2 separate regions of the Homo sapiens genome follow, and region 2 is linked to region 1. A link is a loop called in an ENCODE intact Hi-C map of the cell type or tissue named here. Cell type or tissue: endothelial cell of umbilical vein. All regions are shown on one strand.

The links. Peaks named below come from ENCODE experiments on the same cell type or tissue, not always from the same donor. Only the 100,000 strongest peaks of a DNase experiment are listed, where the experiment ranks them.
Region 2: it touches region 1 in a loop (4-fold over the local background); 2 of 110 quality-filtered maps call a loop at or near these places.

The regions. Positions count from the first base shown.
Region 1 is chr7:113,772,049-113,776,048 of GRCh38, forward strand. No RefSeq gene overlaps it. Among named protein-coding and RNA genes, the nearest start is that of PPP1R3A, 140 kb to the right of the region's middle. In endothelial cell of umbilical vein, a CTCF peak has its summit at 2,336 (motif pointing right); a DNase peak (open chromatin) is centred at 2,373.
Region 2 is chr7:114,410,855-114,414,854 of GRCh38, forward strand. It overlaps FOXP2 (forkhead box P2), which reads left to right and starts at 3,961. Exons shown (of 17, transcript NM_014491.4): 1 at 3,961-4,000. In endothelial cell of umbilical vein, no CTCF peak of the experiment used is centred here; no DNase peak of the experiment used is centred here.

The DNA of each region.
Region 1 (4,000 bases):
TAATCTCCATCACAATACCTCTCTACCATTGTTCCATCTTTCATTTTGGAAATTTTAGTGTTCAAATCAGGCCTCCCTTGTCCTCTCTGAATTTCGCATTTGTTCTGTCCCACAGCCTCCAAATGATCAAAACTGCCACTCCTCTTCTTTGGCATGGCAAGGGATGTACCCATTTTCTACTGATTAAATAGATGCTGCTGCAGATAACTGAACTTGAATAATCTCATATTAAAATGACTGATTCTGGTATTAAAATTATAGATTATGATAACTGTAAATGACTGCAAAGCTTTGGAAATCTGCTTAAAAATTTTTAGAAGATCTGCTACCCATCAGGAAAGTAAGACTTAACTTAGTCCTTATTGGGGCAATCATTGGTAAAAAAATAAAATAATTTCATGTTATGTCCTACTAAGTTAAATATTTCAATAACCTGGTTACACACATCTCTTCAGAGCGTTGTATAGTGAGGCACAGAGTTACAGTGATGGGTTACTGCTTTCATTAGTATTTAATTTTTAAAACTCAGAGACAGGTGTTAACTCACTATAACGGCATGGGTTATGATAGGAAGGAATATTGTATCAAACTACTGTCTGAATATAAAGTGCCTACAGAAGTGCCTATAAAAGCACCTTCCAATATTTACAAATCATCAAGTAAATGATTAAGGACCCTTTTAAACATTTTTCTATTTTGCATCTAAATAGTCTCATTCTCCAATCCACTATGAGTTTATTTTTTACTAACTGTAATGTTATTATTTAGTTTTTACTTGTCCATCAAATATCTCTTGTAAATATTACTCCTAAGATACTATCCTCTTAAAGGCGACAACATTGTCTTTCTTGTTCAAAGATATATTCCTAGCTCCTTGCTAATGGTATATATTCAATAAATATTTGTGGGCCAGGCATGGTGGCTCATGCCTGTAATCCTAGCACTTTGGGAGGCCGAGGCAGGCAGATCACTTGAGGCCAGGAGTTTGAGACCAGCCTGGCCAACATGGTGAAACCCCGTCTCTACTAAAAATACAAAAATTAGCCAGGCATGGTGGCACACTCCTGTAATCCCAGCTACTCTGGAGGCTGAGGCATAAGAATCGCTTGAACCCAGGAGGTGGAGGTTGCAGTGAGCTGAGATCACACCACTGCACCCCAGCCTGGGTGACAGAGGGAGACTCTGTCTCAATAAATACATAAATAAGTAAAATAAATATTTGTTGATTGACTGAATGTAGCCCTTGCCCAGGCATCTTGTATATAATCCCTACTAAACATATGATATTTATGAGTTCTAAGTATTTCATTTCCTATAGGCACAGCAGGATTGTGACACTGAAATGGTGTCTTTCCAGTCCAAATTACAGAACCTTAATAAAACCTTTGCTTTACCACAGAGCTAAAGTACAATTTTCCAAATTGAATATGACTTCCCAAAAGAAATAAATGATTAACTGTTGCCAAAATAAAACCAATGTGCTGCATCAAAACTACATAATAAATATATATAAATGCCAGATGGCAAGATAATAATAGTGTTTAATGTTTCTCAGTTTTTACTTTCATGTGGTAAAATGCATTATAATCGTATTTACTATTCGTTGTCATAATAAGTATCAATATCAAATAATGTTATCACAACATTATTATGCTTACCAAAGACAATTACGTACACTATAATTTATTAATTTTTTATTTCCGACAAGTTCTTGGAGACGGAAAGCACCAGACCTGGATTTTGTCCACATTTCTCACTGGATCAAAATTTGTCCTACTTAAGAATCCCAAAATGTTAAAGGTTTTCATGAAACTTTACATCTGTCTTTTACACAAATGCAAAGCTATTAATTTTCTACATTCAAAATGATTAACTATGGGAATTAGTAATATCACTCAAATGCTTCTACTTGACCCTTAGTCTACCTTGGAAGGGCATCCTCAAATTATAAACAACTCTAATTTAGGGAAGAAAAGTAAAACATAAATTTGAGCCTTTTGGAAAACAATACAATCTCTCCAACACTCATTTTAATAAGAATGTATTATATGGGTAATGTCCCTTCTACTAAAATCAAGAAAGAAAATCTCTTGACCCAAAGTTGAAAAGTTAAACCAATCAAGATTCTAACACTAACAGCAATAGCGCTGAAGGATATTTCTTTTGCAGGAATATAAATTTGAGGGACTTGAAACCTGAAAAAGCTGGATTGTGTAATTAGAAAGCAATAAATGTAACTCACCATGATTTAAAAATGATTTTAAAAATTGGGGAAATAATCAGAACACTTTGGAATTATTGTGAACATTTATCTTAACTCCCAATGGCCGCTAGATGGCACCTAGTATTTGGCAACCATAACACTTCTGTATTTCCAGAGCTTAAAATAACTACAGCACCAGGTCAGTTCTGACAGAGCAAAAATTAATCCTGCCACAGACATGTAACACTTCCCTGTCAGATATCTAAATTTAAAATGCATGTGGTTTGCTGGTCACTCAAGAAAATATACAATACCATTTTATTTTTCCCAGGTTTTAAAAGTTTTGCTAAAGGAATTGTGAGATTTAAATTTTCGAATAAGGTACTTGATTTGCATCATTCAAAAGTAGGGATTGGGAGTATTTTGCCCTAGATATGCTCCATTCTTTAAGCATTAGTTTAATTCTGCTGGGGCAAAGTTAAGGTAACATTTAAAATAGATGTTTAAAATTAAATGAGTCCATTGTGACCAACACTACCTTAAAGGGATTTAGAGTAATAGACCCCTTTTTTATCCGTGTATTAATTATTCAATAAACATTTTTGAAAATATATATGACAAAACCTTGTGGTTTGTACAGTAGGCTCTGTATATACTACTGTTTATCTTTTTAGAACACTTCATTGTAAAATAAGAACAAAAATAAAAATAAACTCTACCTATTTAAATGTATGCCTGATGTCTAACAAGCTATCTAGGAGAATGAAAATATTCAAATGATTATAGATTTCATATCATTGATTCAGACATGAATTCAGACTAATAAGACAGATGAAAAAATGATTTTCAGGGTGAAACAGAAAAATAATTTTTAAGTGTTCAATTGAGATGTTAATCTTTTTTCACCTGGTTGTATATTTTCATACTGAGGAGCAATATAGGTGTGGAACAGACATGAGAAGAGAAATGCTTTCAAAAACACCAATTTCTCTTTCGAAAACACCAATTTCTCCTGCTTTCAAAAACACCAATTTCTCTTGTGTCTCTGTTTTCTTTCTCCTATAATTCTTGTTTTTCCTTCTCATTCTATTTTGCTATCTTATTTCTATTGCCATCCTCTTCTCACTCTATCCATTCTCTTCTCACTCTACACAGTCCCCAGGGTCCTCTCTGTTCCTGGATTTGGCAAACACCATACACACTAGTGATATTCCTGTTTTTCCTGTTCAGCTTTCTCTTCTGAGAAATATATACGTGCTTACTTGGCATACCACCTGTATATTTGATAGACAACTCAAAATCACTTGGCCCAAAACTGAAATTTTAGTCTTCCCACTCAACCTCCTCACCCTTTTGAATAACTCACTCATTTACTCACCCAAGCCACAAACTTGGAATTCCTTAGATTTTTTCCCTTTTCCTCACATTTTATATCAGTAAGTTCTGTAGTCCTTATCTTTTAAAAATTTCCTACACCTTATCCCTCTTCTTTGTTACATTTAAACCCTTACTATTGCAAGTAACATCTTCCTTCCTTGATTGACCACCTACCTGCTTCTGCAAATTCATCTTCGTTCTCTGTCTAGACTCTAAAGTTGCAGTTGACTGAAATACTCAGATTTCTACTCCTTTTTATCTCTCCTGCCTCTTTACACTGGCTGTTCCCTTTGCCTATCCACTGCCTTGATTTTTCTGCCTGGTAAATTTGTATTCTTTCTTCAGAGTTCAGCACATCTGTGAAGTTTTCCTTGGTATCACCAGATAGAGCTGGCCATGGTACCAAGTTAACACCTTGAC
Region 2 (4,000 bases), 640 kb after region 1:
AGATGAAGGTGGCAGTAGCCAAAAAAAAAAAGAAAAGACTTGTCACTTTCATCTATTAAGTATTAGATTTATTTATTCATTTAGGCAACAAATATTTCAAGACTTTATATGTAGGTTATGCTAGTAGATAGAGTATCTAACATAAAACATTGCACTCTCAGCGAACTTAGTGTTTGGGACAGGAAGATAAAATGCATACATAAATGGCAATGGGAAAAAAGACACATGAGTAAGGTATTAAGATTGGGATTCAGTGCAACTCTGGAGCCAAACTTATGTGGTGGCCACAGAAGAACACTGTGTTTTGAAACCTCACATCGCCAAAGGTATACCATATTCTTTATCTGGCTTTCGATTTTGGATTACTGTAATGGTATGTGAATGTGCTTAGACTAATAGAAAGGAAATTGGGATTAGCCCCAAGCCTGTGTTATGTATTAAAATGCTGATTAAAATAAATAGAAATGAAATTTTTCCCACTCAAGTTTCTGACAACAAATACACCTGTAACTCAAATCAGACACACATTTGAAAAAGCACAGAATTCCCCTGTAGTTTATATTCATTTTTATGTGAGATTAAATAGAAGGTAAGCATAACGCTCAAAATATGGAGACTTGACCATTTTTGAATAAAGGAATTTCACAGTACTGCTGTAAAACAAAGCAGGCAGTTCTTCCATGTTTCTGTTTTGTTAAAATATGTATTTCATCTTTTATCTGTTTGAAATGGTGGCTGCAATTTAGTAAATGCCACCGATTTAGTTTAGATTTTATTGTTACAATGTTACAGTTTTGATAGCACTGGGCATTTTTTCCTGTTAGTTTGTTCTGCTGCTTTCAAGATTGGTATTTAATCAGTGTCCTAGCTCATTCGATGTGTCTTGCTTATAGATCCCTCTGCACTAGAGAGAAGAACCAAGTCTTCTCAAAGCTGACAGTTGTCCAGGGGATTTACAACTGATCATATCCAGTGTGGGGGAAATTTGACCTTTCATACATTCTTTTCCATAACTATTTTGGGGGAAAACAAGATTAGTTTTCATGGAGCCAGTGCATGGCACATAGTAGGTATTCAATGTGTTTTTGAAATAGATTTTAATACAGCAAAATGTTTGCTATGTTATGCCTTGAAATGTGCTTGTTTTGAACAAACTCAGGTGTCATAGTACAAAATTACCAGTGTTATAGTTCAGTGGAATTGCTAATAGGTCATCTCATGTTTAAGAAATTAAAAAATATTTTTAAAGATTTGCTATTGGAAGAAATCATAATAAGGGCATAGAAAGAAAACACCACAGTCTGGTTAGCAATCTATTTTTAAAATTACTATGATTATTTTGGAAGATATAAGTTAAAATTTTTTTACTTAGTGGCATCTTCCTGATCACGTACCTGCCATAGGGTTATAAAATGAAAGGAGTTTTACTATGTAATGTAATGTAGTCATAGTCTTTTATGTTAAGCAAAATTTGATTGTGAAAACTAATATGCAGAGTGTAACATTTTCTTTAATAACCTGGAGTTATTTCCAGGTGATATCGAAGAGTAGTGTGCTGATAGTAAAGAATGTGGGACTCTTCAGGAACAAATGACTTGACAAAATGGTTATACACTTCTTCCTAATACATTTGTGTGTGTGTGAGATTGTTTGTGTTTATTGGGAGGTATTTGCATTAGTTAATTATTTCTTTTCCTAGTTTTTGTCACCTTTATATGTGCTTAGTGAAGCTTGCTATAAATTATTTAGGCCTGAACTGAAGGTTAATGTCATTGTAACCAGCCAAACTTGACGTACCCCGATGCAGCTTTGTGCGGGAGGCACCTATGGCTTGATAGCTGTGTGAAACTGTTGCCTACAGAGATGGGCTCTTGACACTGTCTGCCAGCCTGAGGCTGTCCGCTTTGTGTCTGCTTTAATTGAAAATTAATAGTTAGGGGGTTGCTATGGAAATGATACCATTGCTTGCAGACAGCAAACCCAGCTTTTTGCAAAGAGACACTAGTGGTATTGTTTGTCCTTGTTGACCTCAGAAGTTCAAAAGCCTGGAGGAGGAAAGGAGATGCAAATATTTTACTTAAAAAAATGAATTTACATATTTATAACAATATTTTTGAATGTCAGAGGTATCAATTTTTTTAACTTTTGTTGGTAAAAATGAGTGTAAGCTTTTAAATTTTATGTTAATTGCTACTACACTGCTTTCTAGGTTGATAAGGCACTATTGCTGAAGAGCATTATGTTATCATTTTAGTGAATGTAAACAGATTTGTGTGAAAATGTTATTTGACTGATGTGATAATGGAAACTATCCTTTATTTCCTCTGGAGTACATAAAGTCATTTGTGTCATTGTATACATTATTCACAGTTTCTTTGAAATGTGGAAGCCCTGTAAACTGTGAAGAGTTGGGAGAAAAAATTTTTAAATGAACAAAGCAGACTTAAAAAATATATTCCTGATACTTGAATATTCGCAGTTGTTTAATTCCCTTAAAATATAAGTTACTATTGCTCATATAATTTCATTTGCTTTGTTCACAATCTGATAAAAAAATGTTAAAAATAAATGTTTACAGGTACTTGCCTATTGCATGAGTTTCCTGTGTTTAAATTTTGGTTTAAAAAAAAACCAATATAAACATACTTTTAATGAGTGAATTATTTAACTATAAAATGAAAAAAATTGCTAACAGAATATTAAACGGTTTTGTATCACAGAGCTAAAGAATAAGTGCTTTCAGTTCCTTTCAGGGGAGGTGGAGAAATAGTGCAGCCTCAGGGGTTGAAGGTGAAATGTGAAATTTGCTGTAATTACTTACCCAAAATGTCTGTATTAAAGGCTATTAGAAGCAGTTATTTTAAGTACTTCTTTATACATCTTTCCCTCTTCTGTTTAGTATTTAAATGTGCAACAAAAGTAGTGGCAGATGTTACTCATCTGAAGAAACTAAAACAAGATAAGTCAGTGGCAGGAGTGGTGGCCGGTTAAAGATCTCTTCGAAGTGCTTTGTTCAGTAACTGTTGTTTTGTCTCACATTAAGTTGTAGGTGGGGTGCTGTTAAAGCTTGTCCACTCACGATGGTGTTCAGCTGAGACCTGTGAGTTCAAGTTGTCTTGCCCAGAGTTAAAGGCCATAAAACTAAGACAGTGTCGTTCCTGTCTTGGGTGTAACTCCTAAAAAACTAGTCAGTTCTTGCAATAGGAGGAAAATTATTGCAAATAAACCTTTGATTTACCAGCTTCAGTAAGTTGTTCATTCTGTCTCTGTAGCTGTAGTTTTTACCTTAACAGTTTGAGGCTACCATTTCTCTTCCTTTCATGCTTATGGGGTCCACACAAACCCTGCTAGGCTACCTACAGTATAAAATCTTAAAACTCCATGTGGTGTTGTGAGCTGGTAGCAGATGGACTTTCTTTTGCATCTGCTGTGTACAGACTTGGCTTTGTACTCTTTTCCTGGGGGAGAGAAAGTCTTTCTTCTCTGCTAGTTGATTCCTGTTTTTGTGAAACAGCTAAGAAAACATCTGTGGCAGGCAGAAAAATTGACAAAGGATTGACAAACACCATTAGCTGAAAATTTTCCATTTCATTGCAACTATGCATTGTTTACTTTACTGTAAATATCTTAATACATCATCCTCTGAATATGCTGGCAGAGAAGCTGGAGAACTGTGATTTCAATTAAGGTTAGTAATTGATGGTATCTAGTGTTCAAAGGCTGAAGCTTGATTAACATCTGCTTGGACAAATTGTCATTGTGAAGTGGTTTTGATGTGCATTGAAGATTATTTCTTTCTGGCTTATCTGATGTTGTGGCTGTGAAATGCTTGTCTTGGGTTTGCTTATTTTTGTAAACTACTTCCTTTGGCTGTAAATTGCAGAGCACTGGAGCTTTACCAAAAGTGCAGTGTATAATGGTAAGCTTGTCCTAATAAGGGAAGCAAGAAGTGTATTTATCACAGACATGAAAGCTAACCGAGGACTTGAGAGACTCAAAC